Regions from separate parts of the Homo sapiens genome. Here all the other regions are linked to region 1. The links are chromatin contacts, found by Hi-C or POLR2A ChIA-PET in ENCODE. All regions are on one chromosome and are shown on one strand. Each heading gives the region's core, a stretch centred on a gene start or an enhancer-like site at or near the end of the contact. The rest is flanking DNA. Distances are from core to core; before and after follow the strand shown.

Region 1 (2,807 bases), core at 152-2,651:
ATACAGTACATCATCCTCGAAGCCTAACAGGTCTTCCACTTAGTATGCATCTCCCCACAGATTTCACAAGAATGAGCAAGATTAACATACACGTTCACCAGGTTATATCAAGCAAAATGATGCTGCAATTGAGTCACTTTAACTGGCGCATTTAGTCACATAAATGTGCAACTAATTTCCTTCATAAAAACCGACACAAAAATTTAAGGTTTAGTTGTTGTGATGACAAGGAATATCTCACGTCTGAAGACTTGTCGATATTTCCTTAAGACTTTACAAAATCAAAGAATCGAAAATGTCATGGTTCCATACATACTTGTCAAAACACAGTATTCATAAACAGCCAATTAATAATTAAAACGCACAAAATTGAGGGGCAAAAGATTTCACGAGATCCCCCACAGAGGCCAAGGTAGGAAGATCTCTGAAGCCAGGAGTTTTGGAAGCCGCCTGGGCACTATAGCGAGGCCTCATATCTACGAAAAAGAGAGGAGAGGAGAGAAGAGGAGAGAGAAAGAGAATCCCCCATAACTGCGGCCCTCCCCCAGCCTTGTGTTAAAACTATTTCCTCGGAACAGCTCTGAAAGAGTTTGCCAACCAGAGTAAAATCACTTCGCAGAGATAAACGAGCGGAAACGTATTCAGAAGAGAGAGATCGCGGAAGCAAGGGCAGCGGGGCGCGGGGCCCCCACGTCCCGGGACCCAGGCAGCCGCGGCAACCAGGGGCGAGCATGTGCTGACCGCGGCAGGACGCGCGGGCCTCCCAGAGCCACTTCCCGGGGCGCAGGGCCCCGCCCGGCCTGACCCTCCCGGTTCATTCATTCTGCACCCGCGGTTGCCGCACCTCCGCGGCCCCGTCGGGGCGGAGAAGAGGGGCTTGGCTGCCGAGGGACCTTGTCGGGCCACAATCCCCACCAGGCGCCCGAGCCCCGCCGCGATTCCCGCGCGCCCGCGGCCTCCGGCGGGGGGGTGGTCTCAGAAGCTATGGAGGCCCGCGCCCAAGCCCAGAGACCCCCAGCCTTGCCGCCCCACCCTCCGCCGGGGCGTGGGACAGCACTCCCTGGCCCGCCGGGCAGCCGCCTGGAAGCCCCGGGTCCCCGCTGTCCGGCTGCCCCGCCGCGGCCGGAAGTCTCCCCGGCGCCCCCTCCTCAGCACCCGACTTCCCTCGCCGCCGCGGCCAACCCCTCTCCGCGCCGCCTCGGGCCTCCCAGAGCGGGCCGCGGGCCGAAGGAGGCGAGAGGCCGCGCTGCCTGCCCAGCTGAGCCGACGAGAGCAGAGCGAAGAGCTGGAGGCCGGCCTGGGCGGTTACCTTGATGATCCTGCGGGGCAGCCCGGCCATCTTGTCAGAACCCGAGTTCGGCCTCTGGTCTCGTCTCCGGCTCCTCTCGCCTCACGCACGAGTGGAAGTCCCGGGCTCCACTTCCGGGGGACGTTGCCGCGCCCGTCGCCGCAGCCGCCGCCGAGGCCCCTCGGGAAATGTAGTCCCTGCTCGGGCGCGGGCTCGGGCACGGGCGGGCTTCCCTCCGACCTGGCCCCCTCCCCCGTGCGCCCCGCCCCAACCGCTGCCGGGGATGGCGGAAGTGACGCTCTGTTGCGGGGCAGGGACTTGGGACAGGCCGCGAGGGGAGGCGCGGGGCTCTGGCGCTCGTGGCCGAGCCTGCCCGCGACGGTGGTACGGCACGACCCGCGCGCGACTGCGCGCGCGTCTCTCTTAACCGTGGCCACGCCCGCGCCGGTGGACGACGTAACAGAGGCCTGGCCTACGACGTATCCCATTCATTCATTCACGCGTTCGTTCTTTCAGCTCACGCGTTCGTTCTTTCAGCTCAGCCTGCATTGCGCGCGTTCCCTGCTGGCTCTGCAGTGAACGACTGAGGTGGGGCTCATCGTCTTGCTCCTTCCTCAAAGGGAGGGCAAGACCGAAACTCGGTGGCAAAGCTCTGACTGGGGGTCTCTCCAGTTACTCACACGCTGTTGGGGGAGTTTTGATGTTTAAATTGTATAAATCGGACCTCTGACACGCCCCTAGGCCCAGGGTAGGCTGAAGGAAAAGGGTTTGGAGCGAGTTGGAGGCGGGAAGAATGGTTCTGAACGCCTAGACCTAAAGGTTGAGACTCAGAATTGTTAACAGGACGAATGACCAAGGAGAGGTTTAAAGAACCCAGAGTAATCCGTAAAGCAGAGATTACCTATAGAGTGCGAGGTCCTATGAGAGAATTAGAGTGGGGGTGCCCGAAAATTGAATTGTTGGGGAAGCGTTTTATCCTGATGACGGATGGTTTGCTGTGTGATGGACTGTTTGCAAGCACTTTACTTCATCTTCACAGCAATCGTGAGGAGGTGTTGTTTCCATTTTACAAATGAGGCTTAGATAGTTAACCTTTTCCAAGGAGCTGTTTTGTCCCCAGGCAGATCCGCCAAGACCTGGCCCTTAACTACTTAACCACAGTGTTTCCTAGCACACTAACAGACAGTAGATGGTGAATAAATGAAGACAAGACTGACCGTGCCTTCCAGGAACTTAGATTCCAATGGAGAAGAGAGACCAGTAAACAATTAGTTACAATCCAATGTGTTAAGGGCTGTCTGTAATACAGGTTCCTCCAAGGTGCTATTTTAGCAGAGAGGCATTAACTGCTTGAGAACTCAGGGAAGCCTTCTTAAATAAGTGAAGTCCTCAATGATGAGTAAGAACCTACCTGACCTTGTAGGGAAGAGTATGCCAAGCATAGGAAATGGCCTGTGAAATGGCATTGAGCTATGAGAGAGAAAAAATAGTGCACTAAAGAAACTGGAACTCTGAATAC
Region 2 (2,500 bases), core at 1-2,500, 980 kb before region 1:
TTTTTTCTCTGTATTCCAGACTCCTGGCATTTAATCTATTGGGTGGGAATAAATGACGTAAATTGTACTCATATTTGCAAAAAGCCCAAAAAAGATGTTAAGGCTGTTAACAACAGACGTCTACGCTACAGTTGAAATGGGCTAGGTGAATTGAGACAGAATTCTATGAACATTTTATGAAGCTTTCCTTAAATTTCTAATTGAAAATTGCTACTGTTTGTGTTACTGTTGATTCATTTCATTTAAGTCTTGGTCTTGTAGATTCTATTGATACCCCATTCTTGGGGATGAAAAACAATGTTAAATGCGCACATTTGTTAGGAAAATGGGCTGGGTGGGAGACGGAAGGCTTTGGCCGCCATCCTAGGGCATTCCTGTGCATTGCGATGGTCAGCATTTCTGTATCTAAACATCGAAAAAGTACAATAAAAATACAGTATTATAATCTGGGACCACTATCATACACGCAGTCTTTCTTGACCAAAACATCCTTATGCCGTGCGTGGCTGTGCTGAGAAGGAGGAGCACTCGTCCTCTCCAAGCACATCCAATTTGCCTCAGTCCTCATGACTCCCGCCCTGTTACCAGAACTGAGCTCATTTGTTATTGAAGTTGCTTTTCTTATACCCAGCCCAGTTTTCCATTGATGCTTCCGCTTATTCTATGTAGGTATTTTCATTTATCACACAATATCCCTAGTCTAAGACTTCATTTGAGGAAAGAAAAAAAAAAAAACCTCTGCTGCTAAAAATAATTTGAAAACTCCTAGACAATAGGACCTTTCAAATCCCTTACAATTCTAACAACCAGTGAATTCATGCTTCACAGCCATTCAGATCTATACGTATGAAATACAAGACATATGTGTTCAACTTTCCTTCATCGCCTCCTTTAAACTTTCTTTTTTCTTTTTTGAGTCAGTCCCTGCAGGAACAGACCAAGTGAGCCCATTAAGAGAACAGTTCATTCCCACCTGCTACCTCGAGCCAGCCAACAATCTCAGCCTCACCACTCCATTCTTGATTATGTAGAACCATTCCAATCCTGAGTGACAGGATTTGCAAAGACAGCTGTTGGGCTCCACAAACATTTGGAGGAGGGGAAAATGTGAGGTTGGTTGCTACATTCTCCTACTTCTTTTTACTGAAAGGAACAGCTGCGATCTTCACATGTAAGATGAAGTAAACAAAAGCTGACAATGCCCAGCACCATTCAGCAGTAAGCATTCAAATGGATTTTTCCTCACCGCGTTTGCAGGCCCGGCACAGTCTCAGTTCCCCACAGCACAGAGAGGAAGCAAGGTCTTTGCATGCCCTGTTCACTTGGCCAAACATTGCCCTAGATGTGCAATTCAACCCATATAAAGCAAGCGTAATTCAAGAGCCCTGACTCTTTCACCATTTCATGATGGCTTATTACTCGCACACGGCATTGTCAGGTTCCAGCAACTCTGTGTGCAGCAGGCAGAAATGCAGTGTTTATCTCTGACAGGCAAACATTCTTAGGCTCATCGGCATGAGTATCCACGCTGAACTGGCTATCGGGGAAGTAGATCCCTGCATGGGAAAGTCAAGGTATGTTTAGAGGGACTCGATGATTCAACCCCATTGGCTGGTTCATTCCTTTTGTTTCCTCTGCCTTTTTATTTGCTTACACAGAAAACAGAGCATTCATTTATTTCTTTTCCCTCTCTCATCTCTATTAACCACTAGGGCCATCTGCCCATCTGAAACTGTCTTTGGCTGCATGGTTGTGAATCCAGGTGACAGTGAAAATGAAGAAGTGGTGATTGTCCCTGCATGTTTTCTCTGAAGGGTTAACTAAAAAAAAAAAAAAAAAAAGCCTTTGTGTCTGTTTCGAGTTCTCCAGTTGAAATACTGTACTCATTGAACTGCAAGAAATAAAACCTGCAAGTAGGCACTGTGCTAATGTAATAGAAATGTGTTAGACAGGGGCACTATTTCTTAAATATGCTTGAATTAAGCAAGTTCTTTTAAAAAGTGGGTGGGACTTTTGATGTTTTACATAGTTATATTTTCAATTTCTTGTGCTCAGTTTAAAACTCAAGATTCTTTGTTTCTGTGTGTGTCATTAGGGCAGGTGTTGGATGACAAGTAAATGCACTGAAAAATGAAAAAAAAAGATTTGTGCCCTAACCTCCATGAATTTGGTGACTTAATATATCCATACAGATCTGACTTTTAATCAAAGGTGCTCACAGGTGGGGTAAGGGATAAGGAGGAATTTGTCTACAGGATCCTTTTATCCTAAGTTGCCTTACAACATCCAATTGTGTTACCGTTTTTTTTTTTTTTTTTACAAACCCATTGCTAGGCTAAGAAGTATTGATTCCATCTAGTTAAACATGTCGAGTGAGAGGAAGTGATCAATGGATTACTTCTTCAAAACATTTATCCCCCCTAGTGGAATCCTCTGATTTTTATAACATTAAAGAGCCAGGTATAGGAGTTGGGAGAAGAATTTAAAATTTGAAATGTCT
Region 3 (2,807 bases), core at 106-2,605, 850 kb before region 1:
AGTTCCAGAGACTGGAAAGGTCAAGATCAAGATACCAGTACATTTGGTGTCTTGCGAGGGCCTGTTTCCTGGTCCGTAGATGGCTGTCTTCTTGCTGTGTCCTCAGCAGGTGGAAAAAGAGCTAGCTAGCTTTCTGGGGTCCCTTTTATAAGAACACCAATTCCATTCATAGGGGCTCCACTCTTATGACCTAAATACCTCTCAGAGGCCCTACCTCCCAATATCATCACATTGGGGGTTAGGATTTCAACATGTGAATATTCAGTCCATAGCACCTGCAGAAGGATCTACCTTTAACAGTTCTCTGTTGTCAAATGAATATGGTGTGAGCTACTTACAGGCACATAAGGTACTTTCTAACCTGGCCCCAGCCCTGGTAAGAAACAGACTGGCATAGGTAGTTTGAAGAGAGATTAATAGAAGGACTACAAAGATGTAGGTGGACTCTAGAGAAACTACGAGGGATAGTAATGTGGAAAGATGGGAGGAGGTGCCTGCCCCCCGACCGCAGGCCTAAAGTGGTGGAAAGGAGGAAAGAGAGAGGCTGTGTGGAGAGGGCCCTTGCTGAGACCTTCAGGGAAGGAATGCAGCCAGCTCAAGGCCACCCTGACCCCTCTCCTCTCACCCTTACCTGCGCCCTATTTACTGAATCCAACACAGAGGGAAGATATTGAGGTGGCCCACACAAGCAGCTTTCCATGACACAGAATTGAATAGAGAAGGGTAGTGGACCTGGAGAAACCAACGGAAGATATTCAAACCAATCTCTTTCCAAATTTCTCATTCATTCATTCATTCACTGATACTTTTATTTCTTCATTCAACAACTTCGATTGAGTGCTGTGTCAGGAACTGACTAGGATACTAGAGATACACCAGGAACAAGACAGTTGGTGTCCTGACCCTGATGTCTCATGCTACCTTCCAGAGAAGCAGGTAAAAAACATGGTGAGAGGTAAAATAATTACAGGTCACAATACATTCCTAGTGATAGATGCTGTGATGGGGAATAACAGGGGACTTGCATCAGGGAAAGTGGCCATGGATGATCTTCCTGAGGAGGTAAGACCTGAGGATAGAGAAGGGATTGGCCATGAAAATAGGTTGGGAAGAATATTCTACAAATAAGAAGCAGAATGTGCAGCAGCCCTGAAGTAGAACTCTGCTGTGGTGATCCAGGCACAAAAAGGAACAAGTGTGGCCAGGGTTGGGAAGTAAGAGATGGGCTCGGGACGGTGGGCAGGGACCGCCCCCTGCCAGGCTCCACCAGCTACAGTAAGGAGCTTGGGCAATGACACGTCCTTGAACCAGGGCATTTTGTAAACATCCTTCTGAACTGCTCACCCTGCCAAATATTGTGGCTTTCATGTGTCATGCCTCTGTGCCTTTGCGCATGTAGTGCCCCTGCCTAGAAACTCACCCCCTCTCTTCTACCAGACAGTTACTCATCCTGTGTGACCCAGTTTATATGTCATTTCCTGTGCGAAGCCTTTCTTGGTCTCCTCAGTCTGTCTCAGTCACTTCCTCTTCTGTGCTCCCTTAGCACTTTGTACATGTCTCCCTGCTTTGTCACTATTTGTTTACTGATCATCCCTCTCTCAGGACAGTGAACTCTTTGAAGGCAAAAGCTATTTTACGCTTCTTTGCATCCCTACCCTACTCCACCTCACACCCCCAAGCCCTTGAAGAACTGATACCATGTTCATCTTTGCATCCTCACCCTACTCTTCCCCCAACCCCTAGTTCACCTGGCCCAGGGTGTGCCACGTTAGTAACATCCAAGAATGCATGCTGCATGAATAAAGTTGCAGAAAATAGACCTCCCACTAATTCTGACCTTCAATAGCAATAATACCTGCCCAGAAGAGGCTACCAGTGAATTGTGATGTTTTAAAGCTTCCTGAGCATATAAGACAGCTGCTGGAATCCACTTAAGCAATTAGAAGTTAGATGTTCAACTAGAGTTTACAGGATGCCTTTAATCTATAAAGGATAATAATAGGTAACATTTATTAAATGCTTACTGTATACCAGTCTATTCTAGCAGCTGCACTAGAATGTATTCATTTAATCTTCAGAACAAAACTCTGAGCTGTTTACTCATACTAACCTACTTTACAGATGAGGAAACTGAGGTACAGTGGGGTTAACTGATTCAATGAGGACCACACAGCCAGTAACAGGCAGGACAGGGATTGAGACCCAGGTAGTCCAGCTCCAGAACCCAAACTCTTTTTGCGTGTGTGGATAATTTTTTTTTCTTTTGTTTTTTTGTTTGTTTGTTGTTGTTCCTGTTTTGTTTTGTTTTTGTTTTTTTGAGATGGAGTTTCACTCTTTTTGCTCAGGCTGGAGTGCAGTGGCACAATCTCGGCTCACTGCAACCTCCGCCTCCCGGGTTCAAGCAATTCTCCTCCTCAGCCTCCTGAGTAGCTGGGACTACAGGTGGACACCACCATGCCTAGCTAAGTTTTTGTATTTTTAGTAGAGACAGGGTTTCACCATATTGGCCAGGATGGTCTCTATCTCCTGACCTCGTGATCTGCCTGCCTCGGCCTCCCAAAATGCTGGGATTACAGGCGTGAGCCACCACGCCCAGCCACTTTTTTTTTTAATTTATTTTTTAACTTTTAGTTTCAGGGTTACATGTGCAGGTTTGCTCTATAAATACACTGCATGTCAAGGGAGTTTGGTGTACATATTATTTCATCACCCAGGTAATTACCATACTACCCAATAGGTAGTTTTTTGATTCTCACCCTCCTACCCTCCACCCTCTAGTAAGCCCCAGTGTCTATTGTTCCCTTCTC
Region 4 (2,807 bases), core at 188-2,687, 820 kb after region 1:
ATTGCCCTTGAGTGCTGAATAATCTGTGGCCTGAAAAAAGAAATGTTCTTATCTTCTAAATTTGGTAATCAAGAACAAGATAGAGTAATGAATGTAAAGGAACACTGTTGCAAGTTGAGTGTTTCCAAAAAAAAAAAAAAAAAAAAGATCCCAGGAACAATGCTACCTTATTTTAGGAGAAGAGAGATAGTTGCAAAGGAGGCAAACTGATTTAACTCAGTGTTGTGTATAATCTTGAAAAACAACTGGGAAAGTCATAAAAATTGAAGTCAGAAGTTGTTTAAAGGAGAGAACCCAGGAAAAAACATGCATAAATTTGTCAGAACCCTTTCAAGAAGACCTAAGTCAAAACTGATTTTATAATAATTAAGAAAAGATAGAACAGGGAAACAGATCGTAAGAAGACAATGCCACTTAAATGCATTCCAGGCTGCAGATAAGTCCTGGTATTAATTAGGCTCTTTATGGATTGATCAGAAGCCGAATCCTCTAGGCCTGGAGGTTGGGGGCTGTGGGGGTAGGATTTGGGTGTTCAGCACCTACAAAAAAGCAACAGGCAAAATCCAGAGGAGATTGTAGGTTCTCAAAGGAGGCCAGGGTTCTTTGCTCTGCCTGTCGGTTTTGGCTTTTAAAGCCTTGCTTTTTATTTTATTGACTCTTCTTTGCTTTGCATAAAGTAGGAGAAGAAATAAGGGTAGGCAGAGGATCTAAGCTGAAGAAAAGGGAAATTTGAATGAAAGGAGGAAGCAGCCTTAAAACTCAGAGAGCCACGGGTCCAGGCGCGGTGGCTCAAGCCTGTAATCCCAGCACTTTGGGAGGCCGAGGCGGGTGGATCACTTGAGGTCAGGAGTTAGGGACCAGCCTGGCCAACATGGTGAAACCCCGTCTGTACTAAAAATACACAATTAGCCAGGCATGGTGGCGTGCACCTGTAATCCCAGCTACTCGGGAGGCTGAGGCAGAGAATTGCTTGAACCCGAGATCAAGACCATCCTGGCTAACACAGTGAAACCCCGTCTCTACTAAAAATACAAAAAAATTAGCCAGGCATGGTGGCGGGCGCCTGTAGTCCCAGCTACTCGGGAGGCTGAGGCAGGAGAATGGTGTGAACCTGGGAGGCGGAGCTTGCAGTGAGCCGAGATAGCGCCACACTGCACTCCAGCCTGGGCGACAGAGCGAGACTCTGTCTCAAAAAAAATAATAAATAAATAAAAAGAATTGCTTGAACCTGGGAGGCGGAGGTTGCAGTGAGCCGAGATCACGCCACTGCACTCCAGCCTGGGCGACAGAGGGAGATTCCGTCTCAAAAAAAAATAAAGAATTGCTTGAACCCGGGAGGCAGAGGTTGCCGTGAGCCGAGATCGCGCCACTGCACTCCTGCCCGGGCGACAGAGCAAGACTCCGTCTCAAAAAAACAAAACAAACAAAAAAACACACAGAGAGAACCAGGGCGGCACTTCCGTATTTACGATTAAGAATCAACCTGTTTCTCCTGTCTATTTACATGAAGTTGGTTCAGCAGAAAAATATTAAGAACCAGAAAATGCAAACCTAGGGTCTGGGGGTTTTTTTGGTTTGTTTTTTTGGGGCTTTTTTGCTTTTTACTAGGGGAGGATATGGCCAAAATAGTTTCAGGTCTTTTGCTTGGGCTTGCAGATTTGAAACTATGAAGCAAAATTCTCTACAGAAGAAATTTACTTCACAAGATATAAAATTAGCTCAAAGTTTCTATTATTATCAAAAAAGAAGAAAAACTTGAATGTTTTGAGTTTAGAGTCTCATTCTGTGGACTTAAAGTATTGCTTAACATACTTTTAAAGTTTAACCATTGATTTTTAATAAGATTGATGATACACTATAAACCCTTTTTATATTCCAGAGCTACCTAGCATTTAGAAACCAGTGGGGTGATAGCATTGTGGTCTAGTTTGCTATAAATTAGGAATAAAACCAGTAATGATAACTGACACAGGGCACTTACTCTGCACCCATTTTATTTTCACACTAAACCTCTGAGGTGGGAACCATTACTGTCCCCATTTCAGAGATGAGGCAAGTCAGACACAGAGAGGTTAGGTAACACATCCCACGTCATGTGACCAGTATGTGATTAAAACCAGGACTGGAACCCAAGTAGTTTGGTCCAGATTCTATGCTTTTAACTACCCCCTGTCTTTCAATATCATTGTGTATTGAAACAGTAGATGCTACTTAGGTAAGACTTGTAAAACTTAACAACGTAATTTAGTCTTTATCTTTAGAAGGTAAATTGCTTGAAGAGGGGTCTGATATTTGCATAATCTTCATCAATGACCCCTTCTTTAACTCTTAAATCACTTCTTCTAAAACGTGGGATGATACCTTCATCTACCAAACCTGGAACTAATGCCATGATAATTATTATTCTTAGAGGCTTTCGGAATTCAGTGGCGTTTCTTGAAAGCTGAATAATTATTTATTATGTATTAGAGAATACGCAGCCACCATAAACCCAGGGGCGCTTCAGATTAGCAAATAGTGTCTCTACTTTATTAAAACGGACTTGGGTATTATAACAAAAATACACTCTTCATTTCCTTTGGATGTTATGAATAATAAAAGTGTCTCCTTCCTCTCAGTCAGGTGGCTTCACCCACATCTTCACTGAAGATATGCATGTAAGTCTCTACGTTTTCATTTTTAGCCCAGTGACTGCCTGATGTTCATAGTGTTATCATCATCACTATCATCTCTATTATTATTACTTTGAATTTTTATTGTGGGTTTTTTTTGGATCATGAATTCAATATTGAATAATTCATTGTCTT
Region 5 (2,807 bases), core at 149-2,648, 740 kb before region 1:
CTTCTAGACATCCTTGGCAGGAGCTCAGAACTGTTTATGCAGGCTCCATGCAGGCAAAATATTTTTTGATATCCTGCTTTTGGTTGAGTCATGGTAATGTTGGCAATGGTGGTGAGGGCAGGAGATCAAGTCATTTTTCAAAGTTCTAAGTAAATGATGTTCTAGTAAGATCAATATGAGAGAATTAAAGACTAATATAAAGTTTATCACAAGGCCAACATCTATAAGTTAGACCTTTTTTTCTTTTCCTCTAAGGGCAGTGGTTCTCAAATTTTAACCCATGTAAGAATCACCTGGAAGTCTTGTTAAACACAGACTTCTGGCTGGGCACAGTGGCTCACACCTGTAATCCCAGCACTTTGGGAGGCCGAAGTGGGTGGACCACCTGAGGTCAGGAGTTCGGACAGCCTGGCCAATATGGTGAAACCCCGTCTGTACTAAAAATACAAAAGTTAGCCGGGCCCTGGTGGTGTGCACCTGTAATCTCAGCTACACAGGAAGCTGAGGTAGGAGAATCGCTTGAACCCAGGAGGTGGAGGTTGCAGTGAGCTGAGATCGTGCCACTGCACTCCAGCCTGAGTGACAGAGTGAGACCCTGTCTCAAAAAAAAACCACGGACTTCTGACCCCATCCCAGAGTTCCAGGGGTTGGAGAGCATGGAGGGGGAAGATTTTTCCTTTCTAACAAGTTCTCAAGTCATAGTGATACTGCTGGTCCAGGGACCCTACTTTAAGAACTACCGACCTCAGGGAACCTTCACAGTAAGTATCTGTAATGAGTCCAATCAATGAAAACTTCAGTGAATTAGACTTCATTAGAATTACTTCAACTTTGTTTTGGGAAAGTCTATAGACATTTTTGTTTAATGCTGCATACATATGCATTATCTCCACCTAGGCATCAAATAAATATTCTTTGGGGTACTGATCTAATGAGAATACTGGTAGATATAAATGCTCTTCCATTTGCATTTTAATTATTTGAAAACTAATGTTCACAAATTCACTCCCTGGTGCTCTAATCATTTCCTCTACTATTCAATGCTTATCAAAGCAAGTCATTAATAAAATAGATCAACACAAAATGTTTTATGATGTGAAGAAAGTAGAGTCCCAAAGAATGCATCTCACAACCTTAGAGAAAATAAATGAAATAGAAACCTAGAACTGCTTCACTGAACTATGAGTGATGATTTGTTGAATGCCTCAAGAGGAAGTAAAAAGTTACATTTGCATCATTTCTGTATTTGATCAGCCGTTGTTTACCTGACTTGTTCTTAGGCTGCCTTAGATTCTGAGCTGGCTTCCCTTTAGGCTTTTTCATAAACAAATAACTGGAAATGTCTCTAAGGAGGGGAGAGACCAGTTCCTCATTGCAGCTGGTAGCAAGGTTGCTTTCACTCAGCCAGGAGGACGCATTGTTACAGGTGTGGAACTTGTTGCTCCGAGCCCTCGCCTGGCAGCTCACTCTGGATCTGCGGGTTCTGAGGAGCCTCGGGACCCACCTGGGTGCAGTTGCCTTCAGGGACAGACCATCTTACAGGTATTAAAGGCAACATTCAGCTGCTTTCTGGGTTTCTCTCTTGCACTTTCCTTTTGTCCTATTGCTATCAGTTTCGCTTGTTTTGCTGATCTCTCCAGGTCTCATTAGAATTAGTGAATCATTAACCTGCAATGGTTTCATTTCTAGTACAGTGAGATGGCTTCCCCAACAGTGTGGGTGGGTGTTTGCTGGATTCTCAAAGCTTGGAAGGTCAAAGGTTGGTGAATTTTCTTTATGGTGACCATGTATTAATTTCCTCTTTTAAACATAAAGAAGAGTTAGCATGAATGGATTGACTTGTTAACTTTTGATTCTACCAGATCCACTGGGTGTAGTCATTTAGGGAAAGCTTCCCAGGAGCCTTAGCCATTATCTCATTTAATTTCTGCAACAGGCCTGTGAGGGAGGTTCTTTGATGTCCTCTTGGTAAATGCTGCATGGCAGTTGGCAGAGGAGAAGTGGCTTGTCCTAGGTCACACAGCCAATTGGCGGTGATACTGGAAGAGAAACCAGACCCATTTCTTCTGGTGCTTGAGCTCTTCCTGCCTTTCTGCAAACCACCTCCCTAAGCCCTGCTGTTTTTAAAGTTTCTCCATTTCCGCAGTGCATCATGTCGGCAGTTACTATTGCCTTGGTTCCAATATTTAAGACAGTGGCTAATAAATAATTCTTACCGATGTGAATCCTATTGGCCATAAATAACTTCCTACCAGCAGCTACACCCCTGTGTCTGAACGACTACAAAGGAAACCCAAAGCCGTATCCTAACCCCTCAAAAGAGGAGAGGAAAAGGCCAGAAGGACAGAGGGGAAACCCAAAGACTAAGAAATCTGATCTAACTATTATGCAAGTGCCTATGCAAATATACTGAATTCCTTTAACATTGTTGCTGCCTAGAACTTGGACAGTCTTCTAAAGGAGAAAAATAATAGAACGGCCCTGATTGTATGTATGTGTGAAAGTACCTATTGATTCAAAATTAGCTGGGTGGGGTGGTAAGCATCCATAGCCCCAACTACTCAGGAGCACTGCAGCATGAGGATTCTGTGAGGCTAGGAGTTTGAGGTTACAGTGCGATATGATCACACCTCTGCACTCAGCCTGGGCGACAGAGCCAGACTCCATCTCTAAAAAGAAAAAAAAAAAGAAAGAAAGTACCTATAGATTTGATGCTCAGCTCAGCATTTGTTTGTTGGGAGAATGAGGAACTGGCCTCTCCATGTAGCAACAATGTACCTTATTTTATCAATGGTAGGGAGGGACCA

The links. Hi-C counts contacts between places; a loop is a spot of excess contacts on that map. ChIA-PET counts read pairs that join two places held with the same protein, here RNA polymerase II (POLR2A). Pooled maps may share reads with other maps.
Region 2: a loop to region 1 is called in a map of OCI-LY7, with 6 times the contacts of the local background. The contact joins the promoter of LINC02397 here to the promoter of UBE2N in region 1. A Hi-C loop is called at or near these places in 1 of 168 maps with a recorded cell type or tissue (OCI-LY7), 2 of 37 single-sample maps with no recorded cell type and 5 of 50 pooled maps.
Region 3: a map of naive thymus-derived CD4-positive, alpha-beta T cell shows a loop between it and region 1 (5-fold over the local background). The contact joins the enhancer-like site here to the promoter of UBE2N in region 1. A Hi-C loop is called at or near these places in 1 of 168 maps with a recorded cell type or tissue (naive thymus-derived CD4-positive, alpha-beta T cell), 1 of 37 single-sample maps with no recorded cell type and 4 of 50 pooled maps. POLR2A ChIA-PET finds 5 or more read pairs at or near these places in 1 of 52 experiments (K562).
Region 4: a loop to region 1 is called in a map of naive thymus-derived CD4-positive, alpha-beta T cell, with 3 times the contacts of the local background. The contact joins the enhancer-like site here to the promoter of UBE2N in region 1. A Hi-C loop is called at or near these places in 1 of 168 maps with a recorded cell type or tissue (naive thymus-derived CD4-positive, alpha-beta T cell), 3 of 37 single-sample maps with no recorded cell type and 8 of 50 pooled maps. POLR2A ChIA-PET finds 5 or more read pairs at or near these places in 1 of 52 experiments (activated CD4-positive, alpha-beta T cell).
Region 5: a map with no recorded cell type shows a loop between it and region 1 (5-fold over the local background). The contact joins the promoter of PLEKHG7 here to the promoter of UBE2N in region 1. A Hi-C loop is called at or near these places in 4 of 37 single-sample maps with no recorded cell type and 5 of 50 pooled maps.

What each region holds. Positions count from the first base shown.
Region 1 is chr12:93,440,546-93,443,352 of GRCh38, forward strand. UBE2N (ubiquitin conjugating enzyme E2 N) reads right to left here and starts at 1,402. Exons shown (of 4, transcript NM_003348.4): 1 at 1,310-1,402. The coding sequence starts at 1,339. RefSeq lists silencers at 618-737, 768-907, 1,058-1,267, 1,348-1,807 and an enhancer at 1,300-1,937.
Region 2 is chr12:92,465,429-92,467,928 of GRCh38, forward strand. LINC02397 (long intergenic non-protein coding RNA 2397) reads left to right here and starts at 1,251. Exons shown (of 2, transcript NR_144532.1): 1 at 1,251-1,574. RefSeq lists a silencer at 885-1,179 and enhancers at 892-1,399, 1,156-1,305, 1,506-1,595, 2,376-2,435.
Region 3 is chr12:92,592,601-92,595,407 of GRCh38, forward strand. All of the region lies in intron 1 of LOC105369905 (a long non-coding RNA gene), which reads left to right. Among named protein-coding and RNA genes, the nearest start is that of PLEKHG7, 110 kb to the right of the region's middle. RefSeq lists enhancers at 660-1,859, 1,099-1,198. Within about 2 kb of position 1,356, at least 14 of the 41 ENCODE cell types and tissues checked have a DNase peak (open chromatin) inside an H3K27ac peak, as active enhancers do.
Region 4 is chr12:94,256,719-94,259,525 of GRCh38, forward strand. PLXNC1 (plexin C1) reads left to right here. Exons shown (of 31, transcript NM_005761.3): 18 at 2,619-2,657. Among named protein-coding and RNA genes, the nearest start is that of PLXNC1-AS1, 82 kb to the left of the region's middle. Within about 2 kb of position 1,438, at least 2 of the 41 ENCODE cell types and tissues checked have a DNase peak (open chromatin) inside an H3K27ac peak, as active enhancers do.
Region 5 is chr12:92,701,591-92,704,397 of GRCh38, forward strand. It overlaps PLEKHG7 (pleckstrin homology and RhoGEF domain containing G7), which reads left to right and starts at 1,399. Exons shown (of 17, transcript NM_001377329.1): 1 at 1,399-1,542. RefSeq lists an enhancer at 1,540-1,599.